Linked DNA regions of Homo sapiens: region 2 is linked to region 1. The links are chromatin loops, found by intact Hi-C in ENCODE. Cell type or tissue: Calu3. All regions are shown on one strand. Each heading gives the region's core, and the rest is flanking DNA. Links, peaks and the distances in the headings are about the cores only. Region 1 overlaps DZIP1 (DAZ interacting zinc finger protein 1). Region 2 overlaps CLDN10-AS1 (CLDN10 antisense RNA 1).

The links. Peaks named below come from ENCODE experiments on the same cell type or tissue, not always from the same donor. Only the 100,000 strongest peaks of a DNase experiment are listed, where the experiment ranks them.
Region 2: it touches region 1 in a loop (6-fold over the local background); 6 of 110 quality-filtered maps call a loop at or near these places.

The regions. Positions count from the first base shown.
Region 1 is chr13:95,611,042-95,619,375 of GRCh38, forward strand. It overlaps DZIP1 (DAZ interacting zinc finger protein 1), which reads right to left. Exons shown (of 23, transcript NM_198968.4): 11 at 996-1,136; 12 at 404-452. Among named protein-coding and RNA genes, the nearest start is that of DZIP1, 29 kb to the right of the region's middle. In Calu3, for the core only: no CTCF peak of the experiment used is centred there; a DNase peak (open chromatin) is centred at 4,070.
Region 2 is chr13:95,488,064-95,496,397 of GRCh38, forward strand. All of the region lies in intron 3 of CLDN10-AS1 (CLDN10 antisense RNA 1), which reads right to left. It also overlaps a transcript of CLDN10 not described here. Among named protein-coding and RNA genes, the nearest start is that of CLDN10-AS1, 42 kb to the right of the region's middle. RefSeq lists an enhancer at 4,133-4,633. In Calu3, for the core only: no CTCF peak of the experiment used is centred there; a DNase peak (open chromatin) is centred at 4,288.

The DNA of each region.
Region 1 (8,334 bases), core at 208-8,207:
CTGAGGAAACTGAGGCAGAGATTCACAAAGCTATGAAGTGCCAGAGATGGGAGTTGAACCCAGTCTGTCGACAGACCTTGTGCTTTTACATGCATAACTCTGTTTTACAGTGTATAAGTCAAGAGGTAAATGGCTCCTAAGCAGGTATTATGTGCCTAATAGTACTCTGATTAAAAAAATGAAACAACTACATGATAGTTTAGATTTTTTAAATTCTTCACCTTTCTGGGTTGTGGTAACAAATCTCTCAAATTAAAATAATAGAGGACAGATCTACGAAATCAATACAACAAGAAGAATGCCATCTTAGCACACATAAACAAGTGGGGCCCACATTCTTCTGAAGCCCAGTGCAATTGGGGAGGTTCCCCTTGCCGCCAGTACCGGGATCCCATCCACTTACCTTTGGGTTCACTGATACTGTTTAATGGATTACAGGTAAAGTCTTTAATCTGCAAAGAAATACAGTCTTCTAGTGATACATTTGAAATTAGATAGGGACACACACATGGGATAATGGACAGATAATGTTGTTAGTAAATTAACCTTTTCACTAAATTATCCAGGGACATAGGGCATGTGGTCTTTAAAAGCATAGAGGCAGAAGTTATTACCCAAACCTCACCATCACACAATATATTCATGTAAAAAACCTGTCCATGTACACCTTGAATCTAAAATAAAATAACAAAAAATCTTTTTAAAGTTGCATTTGTATTTGGCTGCTTCTCAGAGTAATTACTGAAAGAAATTCTTACTTACCTTCAAATCAAATTAATTTTGAACTTTAACTGTATAAATCTTCAACATATTACTTTTAAATACCTTTTAAAAATGTATTTTATTGCACTAACTTTTACAAGCAATCACAAGGGGAAAAATATTCCATCTTCCTCACCTTATACCACTTACAAATGCTCTAAAGTAAAAACACATGTTCTTAGATAGACTGCGTTGCTTAAAGAAGCACGGTGCCACACTGCCGCCAGACATACCTGCTGTCTCTGAGTTATAATCAGCTCATTCTGCTCCTGGAGTCTCTGCCCTAGCTCTTCTATCCTTTTCTTATAGAAAACATTGCTTGCATTTAGATCATCTATCATTGAGGTTCGAAGTTTCTCTATATGTGACAGGAGCTGAAAAAAAGTTAAGAAAGGCATCCATCTGTAAGCTGCATGTCAAATGTCTTCATTCTCCAGATTTCAGGTATACATGCTCTGCCTGTTTTGCTAGCCTGATGCTATCCGTGCGCATCAAGTCGTTGAATAAATCTTTGATCATGGTATATCCTGGCCCTGGCTGCTCTAGGTGCTTCATCTGTGTTCCCAAGGGAGCTCACGTCCCCAAATAGACAACACTGATAATGGGAGCAGCTTAGCCAACTACAGCACATAACACGAAATAACACATGATGAGCAACGATAAAGGATTCAGGCTTCTCCTGCAGAGTGGCTCTGACCCTTAGTACTAAATTTCTCCTGCAGTCCTGTCCTTCCGATGCCCACATGGGCCATCCTAGGCCAGAGAGCACATCTTAATGTTTTTGTTGTTGTTTTTTTTTGACATGGAGTCTCGCTCTGTCACCCAGGCTGGAGTGCAGTGGAGCAATCTCGGCTCACTGCAGCCTCTGCCTCCTGGCTTCAAGCAATTCTCCTGCCTCAGTCTCCTGAGTAGCTGGGATTACAGGCCCACACAACCATACCTGGCTAAATTTTGTATTTTTAGTAGAGGCGGGGTTTCACCATGTTAACCAGGCTGGTCTCGAAGTCCTGAACTCAGTCGATCCACCCGCCTTGGCCTCTCAAAGTGTTGGGATTACAGGTATGAGCCACCGTGCCCAGCCCCATCTTAATTATTTTATATTCCCAGAAACTAGCACAATCCCTGGCCCTCAGCAGGTTCTCTGAGAAATGTTTACTGATAGATGTTTACCGAGAAAAAGAGGGGGAATGGTGGGGATTAGAGGGAAAGAGGGAGGGAGGGAAAGAAAGGGAGAGATGCAGAGGACAGAGATACAGAGACACACAGACATATTCATCTTTAGAGATAATGTCATGGAAGATCATAGACTGGACAAAAAGAATTCAAGAAGAATTTGTTTTCAATAATTGAAGGAAAGGCGCTTAAAGCAATTTCAGTAGTTGTTTAAACACAGAAGGCTAAAAAGAAACAAAGGGGGGGCGGCTTGAGGCCAGGTGTGGTGGCTCGTGCATGTAATCCCAGCACTTTGGGAGGCTGAGGCAGGCAGATCACTTGAGGTCAGGAGTTTCAGACCAGCCTGGCCAACATGGCAAAACCCCATCTCTAATAAAAATACAAAAATCAGCTAGGTGTGGTGGCGGGCGCCTGTAATCCCATCTACTCAGGAGGCTGAGGCAGGAGAATTTTTGAACCCCGGAGGCAGAGGCTGCAGTGAGCCAAGATCATGTCTTTGCACTCCAGCCTGGGTGACAGAGCGAGATTCCGTCTCAAAAAAAAAAAAGGCTTCATAATTGGGGTGAAGAACATTCCAAGTCTATGTCCTGGAAGTGGTGACAGGGTATCCTGATCAAATAAAGGAGCAGGAAGTGTCCGTGCCTGAGATGAGTATATAAGGGCACCTAGACCAGCATTTCCTCATTTGCTTGCTTTTAGAAAATTAACACTCATTGTGTACTAGATGCACTTCATTTTGTTGAATCCACACCACAATGTTATGGACACATGTTTTGGCCCCATCGTACAGATAGGAAAACTCAAGTCTAGAAAGGTAAAGTCACTGGCTCTAATTGAGACAGCCGAAGGTGGGCAGAGCCCAGACTTAAACTTTCACATGCAAGTTTCAAAGTCAGTGCTCTTTCGGGAGGCCGAGGAGGGAGGATCACTGGAGTCCAGGAGTTGGAGTTCAGCGTGGGCAATGCAGTAAGACCCTGTCTCTACAAAAAGTTTTAAAAATTAAGCTAGGTGTGGTGGGGTTAGCCTGTAGTCCTAGTTCCTCGGGAGGCTGAGGTGGGAGGGTTGCTTGACCCCAGGAGGTTGGAGCTGCAGTGAGCTATGCTCAAGCCACTGCACTGTAGCCCCGGTGACAGAGTAAGACCCTGTCTCAAAAAAAAAAAAAAAAAAAAAAGCAGTGTCTTAGCATCCTGCACAGCCTTGCCTCTGAAATGCTCTGTGCTCCTATGAGGCTGGACAAACACTGGGTGGAACCAATCTAGAAAGATTTTCCGAGTGAAACCTAAAAAGAATCTTTCCTTTCCTAGTGGATACTAAGAACCTCCCCCAAGGAGGGCATTGTCAAGAGCTTTCACTACATCTTTACAGGCCCCTGGAAAAGTGGCCTCCAAAGCAGTCTGGGAAATGCTGAGCTGGAAAATAGAAGGAAAAGCCAGTATAAATGTCCAGGCTGCTGGATGGAGGTTTAGGATCTCGGCCTTGATCAACTACATGGGGAGTTGCTCCAGGCCCCAGGAAGAAAGGAGATGTGGGAATATCTAAGGGATAACATCATTCTTAATAGAAGAGTTAAGAATGAATCAGAAAGGCACGGAAAAGAGTACATGGAGAAAGGAATGGAGAGGGTCTAGGCAAACATAGCCAGAAATTATTTTGAAGTTTGCAGCTCATGAGCCCATTTTCTGTGATCCCATTTCAAGCACTATGCATTTTTCCCTACTGGCCCACATCACCCCATCCTCCCTTCCTTCATTATGTGACCATCTGACAACCTCCCAAGCTCTCAAGAGTCTTCTGTTGGGTAAAAAGGGCATGCCATCGCTTATCTGTGACTGCCTGTGAACTCCTACCAATGTTATTTAAAACAAAAAAAATTGCCAAGAATCTAAGTAAATCAATAGAAAGTTGGCAAATGCAACTTTCCCTAAACAGAGAAATACAATATGTGCATTGTGGGAACAGCAGGCACCAATCATGTGGAATAATTAATAGTTAGGTCTCAGGCAGAGATTACTAAACCTGATTGAATTCACCCCTCTGTTAGGGTTTAAGAGCAAAGAAGGGAGAGGTAAGCAGCTTCTAAACAAGTCAAACCAACAGACGAGGAAGGAGTGCAGCCTAGTGGTGGCACAAATCCGCCCCCACATACCTAGTATGTGAGGCATGCGCCCCACTCAGAACCAGGAAAGGCCTCACCTTCTTCCTCCATGACAACTGTCCGTCTTTCTCTCTATCACAACTCGCAATGACAAAGTATAAAAACTGTAACTCGCTTTCTATTCCAGCCAGAGGCCACTGAAATTCCCACAACTGTCTGAAACACAGACAGCTTTAAAGGAGCCAGGATTTTAAAAATGCCTTCCCACCCCCGATTAATAAAGAAACCTGAATTCTGTCCCTAAATACCAATGCTAGAAAGATGGCTTGAAGAATAAGAGTAGGGATTTTAATGATCTAAGAGCAGTGGTTCAAACCATAGATCCAAAACAGGATAGCCTGGGTGGCTTTTGGTTTGTTTATCTCCAAAATCCATGTGTTCCAGACTTATCTACTAAATCAAGATCTCAGGGAGTGGAGCTGGCCACCTGTACTTTGGAAAAGAGTCTCAGGTAATTCTGAGGTGCATCCCTGGTTAGGGATTACCATGTCAGAGCATCCAAAGAAAAGATCCTGCGTCCTTACAGAAAAGCAACCACTTGAAGCTGTCACTGCCTGTTTTCCTTCCCGGCTGGGAGCTTCACAGGTGAGTGCCTGGAGCTAGACAGGCCAGCAGTGTAGTATGCCCTGGAGTACACAGGGCCTGCATTCAAATACCAGTGACCGTGGGCAACACAGCATCTGTCTAAGCCCCTGTGTCCTCACCTGTAAAATGAGTGACAGCATCTACTTCACAGAACTCTTAGAAGGCTTAAGTATATGGCAACTACAAATATCCATTTATTTCTAAATGTTCCCATGAAACCAAAGTTGTGCTGGTTAAATCAGCTTTCAAAAAAAACACCCTGATGAGGAGAAATGTGCACAGCTGAGAGCCGATATGAGTCAGCTCCAGGACACCAGGACATGAACTGTAAGAACAGGCCACTTTTGCTTCAGTGTAATGTAGGGGGACAAAGGAGAACACTCCTTGCACAGTGGAGCCACCTGTGGTGCAGAGAAACTACCATCCACTGCTCCTGGGATCCTGCATCTTAGCTGCCATAGATAAAATATGCTGGGAGGTGAACGCCATCGTCCTAACTACATAGTCATTGCCACGGGGGAAGCTCCCTGGGTGCAGGGTGGAAACGTGGACTAGTGTCCTCCCTACAGCAGATGGTGCTTAGACCTCCAGACAACTCTGGTAACCCTGCTCTTCTGAACCCTACAATCAGCCTTTCTCCATCTATGAAAACAAGGCTGAATGATGCCCTAGCTAGCTACCTTCCACATTCATTCTGCAAGTGTGTAGTGAGTGCCAACCACATTTCAGACACATGAGTGGATGCTGGGCAGACAATGGAGAGCTAAATAGACAGAGCCCTTCACTCAGAGGGCCAATGACGTGATTGGAGAGATAGACAATAAACAAGGAAACAAATAAGCAAGTAAACTATTTAAAATAGTGCTCAGAACTCTGTTTGAGATATTATGGGAATAATAAAGAAAAGGGACTACCTACTTGGATAGAGTGACATCAGGTGACCAGGACCCAGAGGCCAGAGGCAATGGGGTAGGCAGGGTTCTCAGGGGGCCCTCAAGGTTGTACCCCTGGTGTACACCCCCTGTGTGATGCTGTCCCTTGGTCTGAGGAGAACCTCCATTGTGCTTCTCAACCACAGAATACGGCAAAGGTGAAGGGACTCTGGAGACGCAATAGCAGTCCCAAATCTGTGGACTTTGAGGTTATGAAAAGGAAGATTATCCTGTGTGGGCCTGTCTTATTCAGGTGAGCCCCCTGAAAGAAGTTCCAGGCCAGGCATGGTGGCTCACGCCTGTAATCCTTGCACTTTGGGAGGCCGAGGCGGGTAGATCACCTGAGGTCAGGAGTTCAAGACCAGCCAGGCCAACACAGTGAAACCCCATCTCTACTAAGAATACAAAAATTAGCTCAGCATGGTGGCACGTAATCCCAGCTACTCGGGAGGCTAAGGCAGGAGAATCGCTTGAACCCAGGAAGCGGAGGTTGCAGTGAGCCAAGATGGCATCACTGCACTCCAGCCCGTGCAACAGAGTGAGACTCTGTCTCACCCCAAAAAAAAAAGAAATAAGAAGTCCCAGGCCCTTCCTGAAGCGGGAGAATGAAAGCAAGAGAGACACACTCTAGCTGGCCTTGAAGTCAACAGCCATGCTGTGCACTGCTATGGAGAAGGAGTAGCCTCTGGAACCTGATAGTCTCAGCCCTTCAAATAACCACAAGGAACCTCAGACAGGAACACAGCCCAGATGACACTCTCAATGCAGCCTGTGAGTCCCTGAGCCCAGCCAAGCCCTGCCTGGACTCCTATCCCACGGACATTGAGAAGAGAAATACATGCCATCTTCACCCACTCAATTTGTGGTCATTTGCTACACAGAATAGAAAACTCATACTGAGGGGAAGGAGGTAGCCATGTGAAGAGCAAGTCGAAGGGCTTGCCAACAATGAAAACCAGGTATAAAAGAGGAAAAGGCCAGAATGTTCTAGAAATTAGCAGAAAGTCATCATAGCTGGAAAGAGGAGGTTCCGAAAGGCAGGGGGTGGGGCGGGGGGGTCAGGCTGAGGCTAGAATGGCGGCCAGCAGCCAGGTTATTTTGCTGGCTCTGTGGAGAGCAGACTAAGGAAGGGGAAGGCTGGAATTGAGGAGACCCACCCTGGGGCCCATTCAGAAATGGAGGCTTAGTTAATGCAGGGCAACAGGAAAGTACAGAAGAACTGGTTCCATAGAGTGGGCCCTGCAGACAGCCTGGACTCGGGGATTGAGAGAGAAAGGTGGAATCAAGATGAGCATCTGGAGGAACGAGGGTGCCATTTGCCAAGTCTGGGGAACAAACCCAAGAACTTCATCTTAGGCATGTCGCACTTGAGAAGCCCATGGAGATGTCGAGTACTGAGCTGGCTACCTGATCTGGAACTCAGAAGAGTTGTTTAGGCTGAAGATGTAAACATGGGCATGATCCACACACAGCCCTAATCCCACTTCAAGAAACTCTCTCTGTTCAGTCCCTAGGGCACTCTGCATTTATCCCATCCTGATTCCCATAGCTGTAGCCTCACTCCTACTCCCTTCTGTACTGTAAGCGGTCTGAGGGCAGGCATTGTTCCACATCTCTTTTTAGCCTTATAAAGTGTAGTACATAGCAGATGCTCAGTAAATATCTCCTAAATTGAACTGCCACATCAGTGATACAATTTTCAATATAAACTACTGTATATGTGTATATCTATAGATATGTGTATTGGGTGTATGTCTGTGTATTATCACTATAAAGTATTTGCATGATGAAATGATATTTTAAATGGAATAGAGGAAAAATAGTGCTTCCTACTTCCTTTTCTAGCAATGATACAATCTTAAAGGTAGATTAATATCTAACTTTCCCATCGAAGTTCCTCAAGAACTGCAGGTGTTTTGTGAAATATTTTTATTTTTTGTTTGCTTTAGTTTGGCTCTAGTATTGTTCCCAGTTTCTTTTTCTCTCCCCGTCTTCCTCAGTATTTGTTCCACTTTGGAGAAATATAAGCTGATAAATTTTTTGATCATCTGAACACACTTCATCCTTGCAATTATACACATACATATTATATGATCTTTTGTCGTTTAATATTCTACTAAGAAAGGTAATATTAGAAAATGTGCAAAAGAGGAAACATTTTTTCCATTCAGAAAAGATTTACAAGAAATACTAAGGTACAAAACACAATTTCAAGTGAAAAAATAAACAGAAGTTTTCCTATTTTAAGACCTTCTCAAATACATCTACTTTAGATGTTTTGCACTAGTGTAAACACATTTTAACACTTAAATTTCTGATGTACTCAGGTGAAAGAGAATCAGTGTCATAATTAAAGTTTGTTTTCATTAAAGCGATTTTAATGTAAACAGTTCTTGCCTTTTTAAAAAATTACTTACATTGCAGTTCTGTGATACAAAAAAATCAGAAACATGTATTTGACAATGAAGAAATGATTAAGTCACTTATGATACATCCAATAAGATCATCATGAAAGTCATTAAAAGTCATGATTTTGAAGAATACTTTAAAACTTAGGAAAGGTCTATGATATATAAAGTGAAAAGTGTACAAACCTACAAAACATAATTCGAATGTTGTAAAACTATGTATATATGAGGTTCTACACTTACAGAAATGCATACAAGAAAACTGAAGCAGTGGACAAGAAGGCTGCTGGAGCTGGCAAGGTCACCAAGTCTGCCCAGA
Region 2 (8,334 bases), core at 83-8,082, 120 kb before region 1:
CAACCTCCACCTCCCGGGTTCAAGCAATTCTCTACCTCAGCCTCCCAAGGAGCTGGGATTACCAGCGCCTGCCACCATGTCCGGCTAATTTTTGTATTTTTAGTAGAGACAGGGTTTTACCGTCTTAGCCAGGCTGGTCTCAAACTCTTGACCTGGGTGACAGAGTGAGACCCCATCTCAAAAAAAAAAAAAAAAGAAAGATGCAATTGGTGGAAGTATCCACCCACCTCGGCCTCCCAATGTAATAGAATTACAGGTGTGAACCACCATGCCTGGCCTCAAATTTTTTTTTTAACAATTTTTTAACAATTTTTTTTCCATAAGTTATTGGGGTACAGGTGGTATTTGGTTACATGAGTAAATTCTTTAGTGGTGATTTGTGAGATTTTGGTGCATCCATCACCCGAGCAGTATACACTGCACCATATTTGTAGTCTTTTATCCCTTGCCCCCTCCCACTCTTCCCCCCAAGTCCCCAAAGTCCACTGTATCATTCTTATGCCTTTGCATCCTCATAGCTTAGCTCCCACATATCAGTGAGAACATATGATGTTTGGTTTTCCGTTCCTGAGTTCCTTCACTTAGAATAATAGTCTCCAGTCTTATCCAGGTCACTGCAAACACTGATAATTCATTTCTTTTTAGGTCTGCGTAGTATTCCATCATATATATATATATGCCACTATATATATACCACAATCTCTTCATCCACTTGTTGATTGATAGGCATTTGGGTTGGTTCCAGGATTTTGCAATTGTAAATTGTGCTGCTGTAAACATGCATATGCAAGTATCTTTTTGGTGTAATGATGTAATGACTTCTTTTCTTCTGGGTAGATACCCAGTAGTGGGATTGCTGGATCAAATCATAGTTCTACTTTTTGTTCTTTTTTTTTTTTTTTTTTTTGAAACGGAGTTTCTCTCGTCACCCAGGCTAGAGTGCAATGGCATGATCTCTGCTCACTGCAACCTCCGGCTCCTGGGTTCAAGTAATTCTCCTGCCTCAGCCTCCCGAGAAGCTGGGATTCAGGCACTCACCACCACGCCAGGCTAGTTTTACTTTTTAGTAGAAATGGGGTTTCACCATGTTGGCCAGGCTTGTCTTGAACTCCTGACCACAGGTGATCCACCTGCCTTGGCCTCCCAAAGTGCTGGGATTACAGATGTAAGCCACCACGCCCGACCCTACTTTTAGTTCTTTAAGGACTCTCTACACTGTTTTCCATAGTGGCTGTTTATACTGTTTTCCACTGTGGCTAGTTTACATTCCCACCAGCAATGCAGAAGGGTTCCCTGTTCACTGCACCCATGCCAACGTCTACTGGTTTTTTTTTTATTTTTTGATAATGGCCATTCTTGCAGAAGTGAGGTGGTATCGCATTGTGGTTTTGATTTGCATTTCCCTGATCATTGGTGATGTTGAGCATTCTTTCATATGTTTGTTGGCCATTTATATATCTTCTTTTGAGAGCTGTCTGTTCATGTCCTTGGGCCACTTTTTGATGGGATTTTTTTTCTTACTCATTTGAGCTTGTTGTATATTCTGGATATTAGTCCTTTGTCAGATGTATAGATTGTGAACATTTTCTCCCACTCTGTGGTTGTCTGTTTACTGTGCTGACTGTTCCTTTTACCATGCAAAAGTTCTTTAGTTTAATTAGGTCCTAGCTATTTATCTTTGTTTTTATTGCATTTGTTTTTGGGTTCTTGGTCATGAAATCCTTGCCTAAGCCAATGTCTAGAAAGGTTTTTCCAATGTTATCTTCTACAATATTTATAGTTTCAGGTCTTAGGTTTAAGTCCTTAATCCATCTTTAGTTGATTTTTGTTTAAGGTGAGAGATGAGGATCCAGTTTCATTTTCCTACATGTGGCTAGCCAATTATCCCAACACCATTTATTGAAAATGATGTCCTTTCCCCCAGTTTATGATTTTGTTTGCTTTGTTGAAGATCAGTTGGCTGTAAGTATTTGGGTTTATTTCTGGGTTCTCTATTCTGTTCCATTGGTCTGTGTGCCTATTTTTATACCAGTACCATGCTGTTTTGGTGACTATGGCTTTATAGTATAGTTTGAAATCAGGTAGTGTGATGCCTCTGGATTTGTTCTTTTTGCTTAGTCCTGGTTTGGCTATGTGGGCTCTGTTTTGGTTCCACATGAATTTTAGAATTGTTTTTTCCAACTCTGTGAAGAACGATGGTGGTATTTTGATGGGGATTGCATTGAATTTGTAGATTGCTTTTGGCAGTATGGTCATTTTCACAATATTAATTCTACCCATCCATGAGCATGGGATGTGTTTCCATTTGTTTGTGTCATCTATGACTTCTTTCAGCAGTGTTTTGTAGTTTTCCTTGAAGAGGCCTTTCGACTCTGTATCCCAGGGGTTTTGATAGGCTGTGTCATTATTGTCATTCAGTTCAAAGAATTTTTAAATTTCCATCTTGATTTTGTTTTTGACCCAGTGCTCATTCAGGAGCAGATTACTTAATTTCCATGTATTTGCATGGTTTTGAAGGTTCCTTTTGGAGTTGAATTCCAGTTTTATTCCACTATGGCCTGACAGAGTGCTTGATATAATTTCAATTTTCTAAATCTATTGAGGCTCATTTTGTGGCCTATCACATGGTCTATCTTGGAGAAAGTTCCATGCTCTGTTGAATAGAATGCAGTTGTTGGATGAAATGTTCTGTATATATCTGTTAAGTCCATTTGTTCCAAGGTATAGTTTAAATCCTTTGTTTCTTTATTGACTTTCTGTCTTGATGACCTGTCTAGTGCTGTTAGCAGAGTATTGAAGTCCTCCACTGCTATTGTGTTGCTGTTTATCTCATTTCTTAGGTCTAATAGTAATTGTTTTATAAATTTTGGAGCTCCAGTGTTAGGTGCATATATGTTTAGGATTGTGATAGCTTCCTGTTGAACAAGGTCTTTTTACCATTAATGTCCCTCTTTGTCTCTTCTAACTGCTATTGCTTTAAAGTTTGTTTTGTCTAATATAAGAATAACTACCCCTGCTCGCTTTTGGTGTCCATTGCATGAAATGCCTTTTTCCACCCCTTTACTTTAAGTTTATGTGAATCCTTATGTGTTAGGTGAGTCTTCTGAAGGCAACAGAGAGTTGGTTGGTGAGTTCTTATCCATTCTGTGGTTCTTCTTTTAAATGGAGCATTTAGACCATTTATATTCAATATTGTATTGAAATGTGAGGTCTTCCTCCTCAGGAACATTGATTATTCTTAGGTTTGGTCATTTAACATAATCCCAGACTTCTTGGAGGCTTTGTTCATATTTTATTATTCTTTTTTCTAGGTCTTTGTTGGATTGTGTTAATTTGAAGACCTTGTCTTCAAGCTCTGAATTTCTTTCTTCTGCTTGTTCAATTCTATTGCTGAGACTTTCCAAAGCACCTGACATTTCTAAAAGTATGTCCAAAATTTCCTGAATTTTTAAATTATTTTTTTCTGTAAGCTATCTATTTCCTTGAATATTTCTCCCTTTACTTCTTGTATCATTTTCTGGATACTTTTGCATTGGGCTTCTCCTTTCTCTGGTCCCTCCCTGATTAGCTTAATAACTAACCTCCTGAATTCTTTTTCAGGTAAATCCGGGATTTCTTCTTGGTTTGGATCCATTGCTGGTGAACTAGTGTGATTTTTTGGGGATACTGAACAGCCTTGTTTTGTCATATTACCAGGGTTGATTGTCTGGCTCCTTCTCACTTGGATAGGCTCTGTCAGAGGGAAGGTCTAGGGCTGAAGGCTGTTGTTCAGATTCTTTTGTCCCATGGGGTGTTCCCTTGATGTAGTACACCCCCCTTTTTCCTGTGGATGTGGCTTCCTGTGAGCCAAACTGCAGTGATTATTGTCTCTTTTCTGGGTCTAGCCACCCAGTGAGTCTAGCCAGCTCCAGGCTGGTACTGGAGGTTGTCTGCACAGAGTCCTGTGATGTGAACCGTCTGTGGGTCTCTCAGCCATGGATACCAGCACCTGTTCCAGTGGAGGTGGAGGAGGGTATAATGGACTCCGTGAGGGTCCTTAACTTCGGTGGTTTAATGCTCTATTTTTGTGCTGGTTGGCCTCCTGCCAGGAGGTGGTGCTTTCCAGAAAGCATCAGCTGTAGTCATGTGGAAAGGGACTGGTGGTGGGTGGGGCCCTAGAACTCCCAAGATTAAATGCCCTTTGTCTTTCCCTACCAGGGCGGGTAGGGAAGGACCATAAGGTGGGGGCGGGGCTGGGTGTGTCTGAGCTCAGACTCTCCTTGGGCAGGTCTTGCTTCAGCTGCTGTGGGGGATGGGGGTGGGATTCCTAGGTCACTGGAATTGTGTACCTAGGAGGATTATGGCTGCCTCTGTTGAGTCATACAGGTTGTCAGGGAAGTTGGGGAAGGCTGGCAATCACAGGCCTCACCCAGCTCCCACAGAAACCGAAGGGTCGGCCTCACTCCCACCGTGCCTCCCCCAACAGCCTCGAGTCTGTTTCCTGGTGGAGGGTGAGATGGGCTTGAAAACTTGCCCAAGGCTTTTTCCCTTCCAGCTGTGGAAGAAAAGGGCTTCAGTTCTTCCCCCTGCATGTGAAGTCTGCACACCAGATTCATGCTCTCCCCTAGGTTCTGGTCAGGAGGCTTCTTGCCCCTTTCAAATTGTTATAAAGTTCAGCTAGAGAATTCCTTCTCCCTATGGAGTTTTACCCCCTTCTCCTCTGGCCACCCTCCTGATGGATCCCTGTGGTGTCAGGCAGGAATGGGCTGCTTGGGGACCCAACGAGCTCCCAGGACCTTTCTGCTGCTTCCTCTACCCTTGTATTTTGCTCGGCTCAGCTCTCTAACTTGACTCAGCTTGAGGTAAAGTTGGAAACTTCTCCCAAAAACAGACCTTCCGCTTCCCCAGTGGTGATGTGTGTTTGGAAGAGGAGGGTCCCCCTTTCCCACTTCCGCAGTTGGGGCACTCACAGTATTTGGGGTGTCTCCTGTGTCCTGCAGGGGCAGTCCGCTTCCTTCAGAGGGTCTGCGGCTCCTCTCAGGATTGCTGGTTTGTTCTTGCAGTTGATCTGGAGGGTTATTCTCCAGCTGAGGGTAAGGGTCAGTGGACCCTGCAACTCTGCAGTTCCACCTCTGCCACCCCTGCCGCTACCGCCAAGCCAGTGACCTCAGGTACCTTCCCTGCCCCACCCACCCAGACGGGTGCCCCTTCCTTGCCAGCCCAGGTGCACCCACCTGGCCCTAATTTTTTTTTTATTGTGCTAAAAAATACATGTTATAACTTTGCATTTTAATCATGTTTAAGTATACAGTTCAGTGGTATTAAAGACATCCGCATTGTTATGCAACCATCACCACCACCCATCTCCAGAAAAGAGTTCTTACAAAACTAAAACTCTGGACCCATTAGATGGTAACTCCCCACTTCCCCTCCCCCAGTCTCTGGTAATCATCATTCTACTTTTTGTCTCTGTGAATCTGACACTCTAGATACCCTATATATTTGCCTACCCCCACTTTTTTTTTTTTTTTTTTGAGACACAGTCTCACTCTGTCACCTAGGCTGGAGTACAATGGCATGATCTTGGCTCCACTGCAACCTCCACCTTCCGGGTTCAAGAGATTCTCCTGTCTCAGTCTCCCGAGTAGCTGGAATTACAGGCACATGCCACCACGCCCAGCTAATTTTTGTATTTTTTGTAGAGATGGGGTTTCATCATGTTGGCCAGGCTGGTCTCAAACTTCTGGCCTCAAGTATTCAGCCCGCCTCAGCTTCCCAAAGTGCTGGGATTACAGGTGTGAGGCACCATGCCCGGCCATATTTGTCCTTTTGTGTCTGGCTTATTTCACTTAGCACGTTTTCAAGGTTCATCCACGTTGTGCATGTATCAAAATTGCTAATACTATTTTAAATCATGTTACACATATCATTTTCGCTCATTCATAAATATCTTACTATGTGTCTCTAAAAGATAAAGACGTTTTAACATAACCACAATACCAATGTCACACCTAAAAATAAACAATTAAAAAATAATAGGAAATAAAAAAGGTAGTAATTCCTTACTACCATCAAATACCCTTCCAGTGTTCAAATTTTGAATTGCCTCATAAAAGATAGATTCTCCACCGTTCTTGAGTACAGAATTCCTGTTTAATTTGTCCTGACAACCTTCCTCTCCCCATAGTAGCTGTCTTGCACACAAAAGATGCTGTCATACTACATTTCACCAATAGGTGGCACGAATAATCATGACATTTGCTAAATCCAGTTGGTATTTACACAAGAGGAAACATCATTTGCAGAAAGTTGGCAATTATAGGTAAATATACAAACACAGAAATTGAAAATAGCCTGTTTGCTCTATGTAACACGCATAAAACCTGAATACATCCCAATTCTAAGGGATAATTATTGATATCATTCAAACTTTCTATTTGTTTTAAGGAGAACATGGAAAACGTATTTCTTGGTGTTGACGTTTATCTCTACAATGTCAACATTTTTAGTGTTAAATAATTGAGGCCAGTTATGTTTATTTATTCTTCCGCTTAATAAAAGAAAAAGTAAATAGAATCTACTTGTACAATTGATTGCTGTGTTAAATGCCCGTTACAAATGTATTGTCTGAATTGTATTAAGTGTACTTATCTCTGAATAAAACAGTTGCTTTCCCAAACTTCCTCTAGCGTGTTCTGAAGAACAGAGAATCTTAGGATGGTAGATACGGACAGGGCCTTTAAGACCACCTAGTCTGGCCCCATCATCTGACAGATGAACAGACATGAAACCTCATCGTAAGATCACACAACACCTTGATGGCTTTTGTGTAATTTGTTATCTTTCTGCCAGCAATCTCACCTTCTCCCCTCCACCCCTACTCTTAAAAAACTAACTGCTTGGTAAAATTAATATTTCATTTTAAGGATGCAAAACCCAAATTGTGCAATTAATCCTCCCTTTCTTGTCCTTTCAATATAATTAATTAATTAATTAATTAATTTTTTTTTTTAGATGGAGTCTCTCTCTGTTGCCCAGGCTGGAGTGCAGTGGTGCAATCTCAGCTCACTGCAACCTCCACCTCCTGAGTTCAAGCGATGCTTCTGCCTCAACCTCCTGAGTAGCTGGGACCACAGGAACATGCCACAACCTCTGGCTAATTTTTGTATTTTTTTGTAGTGACGGGGTTTCATCATGTTGGCCAGGCTGGTCTCGAAGTCCTGACCTCAAGTGATCTGTCCGTCTTGGCTTCCCAAAGTGCTGGGATTACAGGCGTGAGCCACCGTGCCCTGCCCCTTTGCATATATTTAGCAAATATTTATTGGGTATTACCAGGACTAAACAAGATCTTGTTCCCTTGGTCAACTGAGCCTTTTATTTGAGTCCATGTCTTGTAATTTCCTAGAAAGAAATGAAGCTCGGCCAGGCGCGGTGGCTCAAGCCTGTAATCCCAGCACTTTGGGAGGCCGAGGTGGGTGGATCATGAGGTCAGGAGATCGAGGCCATCCTGGCTAACACAGTGAAACCCCGTCTCTACTAAAAATATAAAAATTTAGCCGGGCATAGTGGCGCGCGCCTGTAATCCCAGCTACTTGGGAGGCTGAGGCAGGAGAATGGTGTGAACCCGGGAGGCGGAGCTTGCAGTGAGCCGAGATTGCGCCACTGCACTCTAGCCTGGGCGACAGAGCCAGACTCCACCTCAAAAAAAAAAAAAAAGAAAAGAAAGAAAGAAAGAAAGAAATGAAGCTAACTTTAGGAAATCAGCCTGTAAGGAATTTCTAATGGGCAGTAAATATGACGCTTTTCAGCCCAGATAACATAATAATTCTGAGTCATTTTTTATCCTATCCTCCTATATTCAAATTAACATTTAATACTGGACTGTTCTTTCTGTTCTTAAAATCAGCTCCTCCAGCCAGGACAGGCCCTAAACTCTGCTCTTGAAAGTAGGTTCTCACCAAATTTATCCCAAGAACAACTTCCTTTTATCTTCCCCAGATGTTCCGGAATATTTGGGCTCTTTTCCCTGAAATGGCACTTCCCACATGTTGGATACGGCCCTTTGCCCTTTCTCAGGCTGTGTCTGCATTCTTCTCTCCTCTTTTCAACTACCAAACCCTCGCCTATACAACTTTATGGCTTCATTGGGCAGTTCATCCCACCTGGTAAATAAGCACACATTCACGTCTGACGCATATGCTTCACTTCCAGTAGTACCTTCCAGTGTGTTCTTTGAGATATTCATAAGTGGGGAGATATTCCATAGTCAAAAAGTTTGAGAAGCAATTGTTTAAACAAATTTAAATAGCTTCCTTTACTGCAGGACTTTTCAGAGTCTTTGATTTCAATAGGCAT